Linked DNA regions of Homo sapiens: region 2 is linked to region 1. A link is a contact called in ENCODE Hi-C data. All regions are on one chromosome and are shown on one strand. Each heading gives the region's core, a stretch centred on a gene start or an enhancer-like site at or near the end of the contact. The rest is flanking DNA. Distances are from core to core; before and after follow the strand shown. Region 1 holds the start of TENT4A (terminal nucleotidyltransferase 4A). Region 2 overlaps ADCY2 (adenylate cyclase 2).

The links. A loop is a pair of places that touch in the nucleus more often than their neighbours do. Pooled maps may share reads with other maps.
Region 2: a loop to region 1 is called in a pooled map, with 6 times the contacts of the local background. The contact joins the enhancer-like site here to the promoter of TENT4A in region 1. A Hi-C loop is called at or near these places in 2 of 50 pooled maps.

What each region holds. Positions count from the first base shown.
Region 1 is chr5:6,710,150-6,715,595 of GRCh38, forward strand. It overlaps TENT4A (terminal nucleotidyltransferase 4A), which reads left to right and starts at 3,283. Exons shown (of 13, transcript NM_006999.6): 1 at 3,283-4,550. The coding sequence starts at 3,835. RefSeq lists an enhancer at 2,372-2,431 and silencers at 2,602-3,041, 3,152-3,521, 3,822-3,891, 4,262-4,651.
Region 2 is chr5:7,790,630-7,795,789 of GRCh38, forward strand. The region is part of intron 20 of ADCY2 (adenylate cyclase 2); the gene reads left to right. Among named protein-coding and RNA genes, the nearest start is that of CFAP90, 58 kb to the right of the region's middle. RefSeq lists enhancers at 3,650-3,809, 4,060-4,159. Within about 2 kb of position 3,851, at least 2 of the 41 ENCODE cell types and tissues checked have a DNase peak (open chromatin) inside an H3K27ac peak, as active enhancers do.

The sequences.
Region 1 (5,446 bases), core at 2,033-4,532:
CTGGTGGATCAAATCAACGAGGATTAGCTAGAGGCAAACTGCAAAGACAGAGTATGAGGCAATCAAGAAAAACTTAAAATACCTAAACAATGACAACCTGTGTAACAGATCCTGGAAGCTGGACAAGGGCAACTGCCCGTGTCCATTCCCGCTGGGCCAATCAATCAGCTGCCAGTCATTCTGCCAATGTTCACCAAGGACTGATGTGTCAGACAATCCTTGAGCTGATACACAGCAGGGACAAGCCATTCCTATCCTCTCTTCACGGAGCATGCATTCTAATGGGGCGGGGGACACAAATGATAAATGAGATAAAATACATATGACGTGGTATAGTGTCCCCCAAAAAGATATGATCAAGTCCCAACCCTGGGTGCCTGCGAATATGACCTTATTTGGAAACTCTTTGCAGATGTAATCAGGTTAGGAGGAAGACACTAGGGTGCCCTAATCCAATGCCACTGGTGTCTTTCTGAGAAGAGACATGGACACAGGGAAAATGCCATGCGATGATGATGACAGAGAGTGGAGCGCTGCATCCACAAATCAAGGACACAGGGAAACGTCATGCGATGACGTGTCAGAGAGTGGGGTGATGCACCAACAAGCCAAGGAATGCCACGGTTTGCCAGCAACACCAGAAGCTGAGAGGAGAGCATGGGGCACACTCCCTTACAGCCTTCAGAGGATACACGGCCTTGCTGACAACTTGATTTTGGACGTTCAGCCTCTAGGACTGTGAGAGCATGCGTTTGTTGTTTTAAGCCACCCAGTTTGTGACATTTTGTTACTCAGCTCCAGGAAACTAAGGGAGAAAAAGCAAATGGGGAAGGGAAACGGGATGCTGAGGGTTATGTTTGCAGTTTAGACTAAAGAGCCACTTGGACGTCCTCACTAAGATGGGGAGGAGGGAACGCATGTCAGGCAGATGGAACAGCAAGTGCAAAGGCCCTGAGGCAGGAGTGTGCCAGGGGTGCTTCTGGCTGGTATTGTTTGGGCTAGGGAAAGCGCTGGGAGGTGAGGGCAGGGGAAGAGGGGAAGGACCAGGGGATAAGGGACTTGCAGGTCATAGCAAGGTTGTTCCATTTTGCTGAATGAGAAAGCCACTGGAGGGTTTTGAGCAGAGGAGTGGCATGGACTGAATTTTTTAAAATGTCAACTTTAAATTCTGGGATACACGTGCAAGACGTGCAGGTTTGTTACATAGGTAAATGTGTGCCATGGTGGTTTGCTGCACTTGTGAACCCATCACCTAGGCATTAAGCCCTGCATGCATTAGCTATTTATCCTGATGCTCTCCCTTCCCCTAACCCCCAACAGGTCCCGGTGTGTGTTGTTCCCCTCCCTGTGTCGATGCATTCTCATTGCTCAGCTCCCCCTTATTACTGAGAACATGCGGTGTTTGGTTTTCTGTTCCTGTGTTAGTTTGCTGAGGATAGTGGCTTCCACCTCCATTCATGTCCCCACAAAGGTCATGATCTCATTCCTTTTTACGGCTGCATAGTATTCTAAGAGTGGCATGAGATGATTTTTAAAATAGTAACATCTTTTTTGTTTTTTAAAAAGGATCACACGAGCAGCTGTGCAGAATGTGGGAAACCAGCTAGAAGGCACTGCTTTAAAATGGACGGGTGGCGGGGAAAGAGGGGTGGAGGGAGGAGGAGGGGTAGCAGTTGGGTTCTGGTTGTTTCGGGCAGTGGAGCCAAGAGGATGTGTTCATTGTGGACAGAGAGAGGAGCCAGGCATGACCAAGGATTTTGGACTGAGCCATTGGAAGCAAACAGCTCCAGAATAACGGCCGTTTGACTTGTGTGTGATTTTCTGTAGTTTACTGAATGCACGTTCTAATCCTTGGTCATGATTTCCACGTGTACAATATGAAGGTATTTGAAAACGTCTGAAACATTCATTTTCATTACTAACCACCACCACTTGCCCCAAAGCCTTTGTATGCAACACACGGACCTTTCCTGTTGGGGCGATGTTTGAAGGGTCAAGTGCTTAGTAATGTCTACTCATCTGTGCTGGAGACGAGGGGGTAGCATTTACAACACGCCTGTACGAAGGCCAGGTCCCGTTCTACTTAAAAGGCTTGGAGCCCGGGCGCCACTGGGCTAAGGCAGCTTCAGGGCCCTGGCCCGGGAGTGCATTTGCGGGGACTCCGCCTGAAGACAGGGCGGCAGCCGCGGGGCCTCACGTCGCCCAGGCTCGCGGGGCACCGCGATGATCAACGACACTGGCGTTTGCTTTGGACCTCACAGGATGTGTGGTTGGCGCTGTATTCCAAACAGTGCCACTGTCAACCCGGCTTCCATCGCGCTCGGGACACCGGGATGGCAAACGGCAGGCTGTGGATGGCGGGCGGTTTCCCACTGACTCCTGCCCGCTCGGTGCAGCTGGAAAAACCGAAGCCGGGGGCCGGACGCGCCGCCCACCAGCCGTTCCTCGGCTAGCACTGCCCATTTTGCCCAGGGAATTAACTTGGAAGTTTTCACTTCACTTTTCGCATAGAAAATCATTTTAAAAAGCAAACCAAACGCCTGTAAGCAGACCCGCTAGGGAGCAGGACTCTGCCGCGTGTCCTTCCCGGCTCCGGAGCGGCGGAGCCAGCCACCCGGCACGGCACGCTGGCCGCTCACCCCGCGAGGTGCAGGGAGCACGTGGGCCGACGCGCGGACCCCAGAGAGCGCAGCGTGACCTGCTGCACGGACCCTCGGATGAGAGACCTGGGGCGGGATCTGCGACCGGGGCCCGCCCTTACGTCAGGAGGGAGGGCCGGCCGGCGGGGGAAGCGCCTGCGGTGGCGTCCGCTGCCCCCGCCCGGCTGCTCGGAAACTTCCACCGGCGGCGGTGACGGCCACGCTGCCCTGCGCACGCGCAGCGCGGCTCAGGCGGCAGCCCGGTGACACCGGCCCTAGCGCGCATGTCTGCACGCCGGGGTCTGCGCGCCGCGGCGGGCCGAGGGCGGCGTGCGGGCCTTCCAGCCGCTGCCTATTCCACCCAACGCCGGCCTAGTCAGTAATGGCTCAACGCCACCGCCTCTCCCTCCAGCCCCTCCCAGTCGCGTAGCTTCTGACGCCGTCCTCACCCCGCCCGCGGCCGACGGGGCCCCAACGCGCAGGCGCGGTAACCACGGCGGCAGTGTCTAGTGAGGATTTGAAATCGGTCGCGCGTGCGCACCGGCGACACGGCCCGGCGACCGAGGCCGCGCTTCCTCCTGCCGCCCCCGTCCCCGCCCCCTCCCCCGCCCCTCATTGGAGCGGACGCGGCGGCGGCCCCCTCCTTCCCCCGCGCTGTCGCCGCCGAGAGTGTCTTTTCACCGCCGCCGCCGCCGCCGCCGCAGGAGCGCCGAGCCAGCGGCGCGAGCGTGACTGAGGGCTAGCCGCACGGGCGGCGGCGCCTCCCGCGGGTCCTTCAGCCGCTCGGCGCCTGGGCCCGCCCCCTCGGCCCCGCCGCCCGCCCTTCTCCGATGGCCTCTCCCCGCGGCCCGAGTGGAACGCCGCCGCCGCCGCGGCCCCCGCGCCCGCCCCGCGCCGCGTGAAGCGGGAGCCCGGAGACCGCAGCCGCCCGCTGGGACGCGCCAAGCGCCGGAGCCGCCCGCCGCGGCCTGCCGGGGCCCATCACCGCCGCCGCCGCCCCACGCCGGAGCCCGACGGGAGCGCGGCTAGAGCAGGAGGCCGGGGCTCGGCCCGCCCGCCGCCGCCGCCGCCGCCGCCGCCACCGGCCCAGGCCCGTCCGTCCGTCCGTGCGCGCGCGGCCGGGCCTCGGGGCGCGGCGGGGGCGGGGCCGCGTCGGGGCGGGCGGGCGCGCGGGCCCCGCGGGGGCGGCGCGTGGATGGATCCGCGCGTGGCCTGGATCCAGCCCGAGCAGAAGGGGCCGGCCAATGCCCTGTGGATGCAGATCTGGGAGACCTCGCAGGGCGTGGGCCGCGGCGGCTCGGGCTTCGCGTCCTATTTCTGCCTCAACTCGCCGGCGCTGGACACGGCGGCCGCGGCGGGGGCGGCCGGGCGGGGCAGTGGCGGCCTGGGCCCCGCGCTGCCCGCCGCGTCGCCCCCGCCGCCCGGCCCCACCGCGCCCGCCGCGCTGCCCCCCGCGCTGCTGACGGCGCTGGGGCCCGCGGCCGAGGGCGCGCGGCGCTTGCACAAGTCGCCGTCGCTGTCGTCCTCGTCGTCGTCCTCCTCGTCCAACGCGGAGTCGGGCACCGAGAGCCCCGGCTGCTCGTCGTCGTCCTCCAGCAGCGCCTCGCTGGGCCGGCCGGGCGGCGGCCGCGGCGGCGCCTTCTTCAACTTCGCCGACGGCGCGCCCAGCGCCCCTGGCACAGCCAACGGGCACCCCGGGCCGCGCGGCCCCGCGCCCGCCGGCTCCCCGTCGCAGCACCAGTTCCACCCGGGTCGCCGGAAACGCGAGAACAAGGCCAGCACCTACGGCCTCAACTACCTGCTGTCCGGCAGCCGCGCGGCCGCTCTCAGCGGAGGGGGCGGCCCCGGGGCCCAGGCGCCGCGGCCCGGCACCCCGTGGAAGAGCCGCGCGTACAGCCCGGGCATCCAGGGGTGAGTGCGCGGGGAGGCCGCGGGGGCGGGGGCGGGGCCCATGGTCCTGGCCGGCGCCCGCGGTGCAGACACCCGTCCCAGGCGCCCGGGCTTTTGGAGGATGGATGTTGAAGGCTAAGGCCAAGGCCCGACTCTGCACTGAAAGTTTTTTTTTTAAACATCAGACTCATTTATCGTGGAGTGACTTGCCCAGATCCTACAAGTAACAGTCCAAGAAAAGGGGCTGCTGGGTAGGACCTGCAGGTATTTGTCTTTTTTACTCTTGAGATTGGAACGGGAAATCGACTCTCTACCCCTCCACCCCGCCTCCGGGCAAGTGAGGAACCCCTTGTCAAAGTGGGGCGTAGATAAGTGTGGAGTTTCACGTAAGTTAAGTTGCAGAATAATTTAGCATTGCCAGGAACTCGAATCACGTCGAAGGTAAATATTAACCTTTTTAATTTCATTTTTTAAAAAAATTTAACTGTCAACTTAGAGGTGATTCATTTTTTGGGGGGTGTTGTGTCCTTTAATTTTGTGCTGCAATTACCATAAGCATCGCCTATGGTTTATAAACATTGGCTTAATTCAAAGAAAAAACCAGATTTGTCATATATGTCTATTCTTTGGAAGGTGCCATTTTTATTTTAAATATTTCTACATCCGCCTAGAGGGAATTAGAGGCTCTACTTAAATTTAGTGCACTTACAGACGGCAAGGAATGAAACGAAAGGTGGTGTGTGTTTCGGGGTTGGAATTGTCCCAGGTGAGGCTGTTCAGGTGTGATGCTGTTGACGCAGCCCCTTTGCCATTTTGGGCTTTTCTGAGCGTCTGGAAGCAATTTATGTGTAGGTTGTATGTCAGTATTTTAAGACTTAAATGATAATTTTTCCTTGCACAATTTTTCCCCCCAATTT
Region 2 (5,160 bases), core at 2,601-5,100, 1.1 Mb after region 1:
GTCTGAGACAGGTCTCAATCAAGTTAGAAGTTTATTTTCCAAGGTTGAGGATGGTGCCCAGGAAAAAGAAACACAAGTTACACTAGGATTCCTGGCCTGTGCTTTTCCCAAAGAGAGTTTTGAAGACTCCAATACTGAAAGGGGAAAGAGTGGACAGTAGGGGAAGGAGGAAAAGGAATAAAAAGAGAAACGGGGTAGACAAGAGATGGTTACATTCTTGTGAGGCTTGATTAGTGCTCATTGAAACCACATTTTCCATATGAAAAGAGAGGAGTCAGGAAAAGCCCATTATGCCTTCCTCTGCTTGAGCCGAGGGATGATTTCTGGTCTTGTCTTTGTCCAGTACCTGTGAAGATCAGCTATTAATTTGCATTGCCAGGATAAGAGTCAACAGAACTCTGTTTTCTGGTCAGTTTTTTTTTGGGGGGGTGTCTATTCTGAAAGATTTCAGGGCCCACAAGGAATTTTTTCCTGAGCAGTTGTGAGGGAGGCCACCTGGGGTGCTCCGTGGCCCTTCTATGTTGCAGCCATCCGTGTGGGAACAAAAAGCAGGTAGTTTCTTGCATGACTCAGTTCCCAAGCTTAACTTTTAGTGAGTTTGGGGTCCTGAGATTTTTTTTTTCAGAGGTGTAACCCCTGTTCTTAGGACATTTTCACTGAGGCATGGGAGTGCATGCGCAAAAGAGGTGGGGGTCACCTGTAGATGGATGAACTCCTTAATGGATAAGCTCAACCTGGATGATACCAGAACACAAAGCAACCTGCAGTGAGAAGCCTTGGAACAGTATTTTTCTGTAGCGGATTTGAAGTTGGCATTAAGAAGAAGGTGCCAGGTGGCAGATGAGGTGCTAGACATCACCACTCCCATCTTCCTGGAAATATTCAGGGCACAGTGGGCCTTCCAGGGCTACACAACAAGTCTCATGGCCCACTGGCTTTCCTATCTCTTCTCCTGGTGTTTACTACATTTGGTGGGTTCTTCAGCACCTGATTTTCCTATTGATCACAGGTAATAAAATTACAATGTCTATTAAAGGGCCCTCTGTTCTCGTTAACAGGAGTCTCCAGCCCATTTTTAAATTCAGCAAGGTCCCCATGTTTCCCCTGCCCTGTAGCCAGGCTGGTGGTGGCCCAGGATACAGAGATGAATGGGATTAGAGGTGGCCTCATCCTCCGTGGGCGCCTCCTGGGGATAGGATCCTGTTATCTCCAAGGACACTGGGATGTAAATATGGTACTCCAGAAAGGCTGCCACTGTGAGGAAGTGGCTTCTGAATCTGGAAATAAAGTGCTAGAAACTAGCTGGGAGACGGGGGCCAGGGGGAGAGAGGAACGGGGAGAGAACATTTCAGGCTCCAAGGGGCTACTTTTCCACAGGCACCAGGAAAGTGCCTAATTCAAGACCTGAGAAGAGCCCACTGGAGCAGGCAGGAAGAGAGCAAAGGGAGATAAGGGAGCTGAGGCCGGGCGCGGTGGCTCACGCCTGTAATCTCATACTTTGGGAGGCCAAGGCGTTTGGATCACCTGAGGTCAGGAGTTCAAGACCAGCCTGGCCAACATGGAGAAACCCCGTCTCTACTAAAAATACAAAAAAAAAAAAAAAAAAAAAAAAAAAATTAGCTGGGCATGGTGGCGGGTGCCTGTAATCCCAGCTACTTGGGAGGTTGAGGCAGGAGAATTGCTTGAACCTGGAGGTGGAGGTTGCAGTGAGCCGAGCTCGTGCCATTGCACTCCAGCCTCAGCAACAAGAGCGAAACTCCATCTCTAAATAAATAAATAAACATTTTTAAAAGAATTTGGGAGCTGATAGGAGGGTCCCTTCCTAGACATGGGCTCAGAGGAAAGCTCTGGAGCTCGAGAAGCTCTGTGAAGGTCTGTGGGGAGCACAGAAGGTACCCTGGCCCCAGGGTTCAGCCTCACAGCCCTGCAGAGCCCTGTCTCATGTCCTGACAGCCTCCCTGGGCCAGACCTCCAGGAGTAGCAGGTTCTCTCTGCTCTTTCCTGTTTGCTTGGCTTATTCTAAGCAAGCATCAGAATACAGTTACCCTCCTTGGAAATAATAAGGAAAGGCAAGATGGGGAAGGAGAATAAAACCTAGAGCTACACAGTGCGGCCTCAAATCTTACTCCCAACATTGTCTGTTCCTGTGAACGTGAGCTGGTTACTTCCCTGTCCGAGCCTCGCCGTCCTCATCCATAAAAGAAGAAGCATGGTGCCTTGCCTTCCAGTTGCTGGAGGCAGGCTGAGGGACATCTGCATGGTGCCTTCGCACTGCAGTCCTCCAGGTGAGGCGGGCATTTCACAGAGGCGTGCACGGGACCCACATCCACACAGGTGGGATACGCATGAGAGGGAAGACAGCAGCAAAGTGCGGGTCTTGGCAGCTCACAGTGACTCCTCCACTTCCCCTGTGGCCCTGCTGTGTACCAGGGACCTTCATGCCACTGCACAACCCTCTGGTGCTCCTGAGGGTGACGTGACATTTTCCTCCAAGTTTCCTAAGGAGTGCTGCTGTTGGGTTAAAGACACACAGTGTCAGCTGGGTGCGGTGGCTCAGGCCTGTAATCTCAGCACTTTGGGAGGCCAAGGCAAGCGGATCATGAGGTCAGGAGTTCAAGACCAGTCTGGCCAACATAGTGAAACCCTGTATCTACTAAAAATACAAAAACAAGTTAGCCGGGCATGGTGGTATGTGCCTGTAATCCCAGCTAGTAAGGAGACTGAGGCAGGAGAATCGCACCAACCCAGGAGGCAGAAATTGCAGCGAGCCGAGATCGTGCCTTTGCACTCCAGCATGGGCAACAGTACGAGACACCATCTCAACAACAACAACAAAAAAGACACACAGTGTCTCCTGTAGCATTCACCACCCTGCGAGCTCCATGGTGTAAAGCCGAGTAGTGGGGCAGGCAGCATGGCCTAACAGGAGCCCGGAGTGGGGACTCGGGACCTGGGGTGAGCCCTGGTTTTGGCACTGCCTCACTGCAAGGGCAGCTCGGAAACTTTCCAGGAGCAAAGCAGGAATGGGAACATTTAGATGAAGCCAGCTCTGGGCTTTGTTTCTGTATTTGTCAAATAAAGAAGGTGAACCCCTTGGGGGTGTCATCACAGCCACTGTAGCCCTGTGTGTACATAGGGACCTGTCTTTAAGCATTGATATAAATCCCCCTGCAGATGATCAGTGCCTGTTCACCAAGCTTCCAGTTGCAACACCTGAAGATGGTTCCTTCCTTCATTCGGGAAACACGGGGTCCTCAAATCTACACCTGACTGGGGGCAGCCTACAGCCCTATAGGAGAATGAAAGAGCTTGGTTTCAGAGCTCTTCAGACTTGGACCAGCATGGATGGCTCCACGTTCCATAACAGGCATGCCAAGGGTGTTTGGATGACGCTCAAGGCCAGTGATTCCTGCCTGGTAGGCTTGCAGTCTCGCTGCTGACCTGACATGTTCTCTGGAAGGGAGAAGAGTGGACACTGAACCTTAAATCAGAGCATCATCATTCCCACTGTGATGCTGGGAAATGAAATGATCGTGTCATTCTGCTCAGCTGGCGGGCTGCAGGGTTCTCTGTACTTAATCACACAATGCAGATCTTCCCTTGGCTGTAACATTTCAAATGTTACTACCAATTTCTGTCTAATAGGGTGAGCAATGGGGGTGATGGCTACTCTAGCAGCCATTGTAAGACTTGGGGACTAAACTATTAAAAGGAGCCCCCAATCCCCACCACAATCAGAGCAGACCTATGCCGTCTCCTCAAGGACCCTGTACTCCCCCAGGGGAGGTTTGCTAGCCAGTTGCGGGAACAGTGAGTGTGGGGAGATTCTGGAGGCTTCAGTCCCCATGGGAACAGCACTGCATGCAAAACAGAGCCCACACAAAGGGCCTGAGCAAGAAAGAGAGGCACCAACCCCCTGCCAAAAGTTCTCAGAGTTCCCACAGTGAGTCTCAGAAAGGGAGAGTTTTGTTTGTTTCTGAAAACACATAATGAGGGTGTTATAAGAAGAGCCACCTGCGTGCATAAAGCATAGCAAAGTCGTGCCCCTCCCTTCTGTGGAATGTCTCCTGTGGCCATCGGACCCTGCTGCCCTAAAGTAGCCTCCTCACTGGACAGAAGAATCTATTTCCTTGACCTAATGATGTAATATTAACCTTGCAATCCCAGGCCAGGTGGGGCTAATATTGTGTGGCCTTGCACAGCTGAATGATAACGGTGCCCATGCTGTTTAAGAGTGTAGCTATCATCAAGGTTTCTGTCCCCTCTACAGTGTCAGGACCAAATACTGACATCCTGCCTGAGCTCTTTTCCTCCCTAAGGTTTCCCCAAGCAGAAGCCCTACCCCTTACTGAAACTGCATGGCAGAGTGTGGCTGATGCTGGGACCAAAGAAGTCCCTGCAGACAAGAGCAGTGCTTCTGAAAGTGAAGCACCTGCTAAACAAGCTATTACTGGTCCCCACACAAGCCTTCCTTGACCTCCTGGGCCCTGAGAGGTGACTGAGAGCAAAGCATCTGTCCCAGCCCTGGCACCTCTTGGCTATGGGGCCTCAGAGTCCTCTCAGAGACCATTACCAATTTTTGAAGCAATAATTTAGATGAAGCTCTTAGAACTGTGCATGGCATGTAGTAAATACTGTTAGCTATCTTTTAAGCAAATATCCCAGATTCATGCAAAACTTGAGAATCACTGCCCCTGGGAATTGATCAAAAGCTTTCAGAAAGGGCTCCTGCCCAACATTTTTAGAGCCTGAATAAAGTGGAAAACAAAACCCAATGTAATCACTTCGCTCCTGTTCCTGGCATTGGATAAAAAGCACTGTGGGCAGTGCCTGCCTTCCCAGCCCCCTCTCAGCAGGGTGGGCCAAGCCCTGGTGCTGAGTGCTCAGTGCCTCTGAATGCAGAGGCCCCGGGGGAGGCTTCTGGGGCATGGGGTGGATGGGAGCAGGCCCTCAGCCCCTTTGTGTGGGTTGCCCCGGCATCCACCACACTAATCCATTTCCACTAAACTCTTGGTGATACTGCTCTGTGAGTCTTCTGGAAATAATACAGGAAAACAAGACTTTGGCAAAAGCAAGTATAGCTATACTTTACCAATATTGCCGGTTTGGTTCCAGACCTCTGCAATAAAGTGAATATCACTATCAAGCGAGTCACAAATT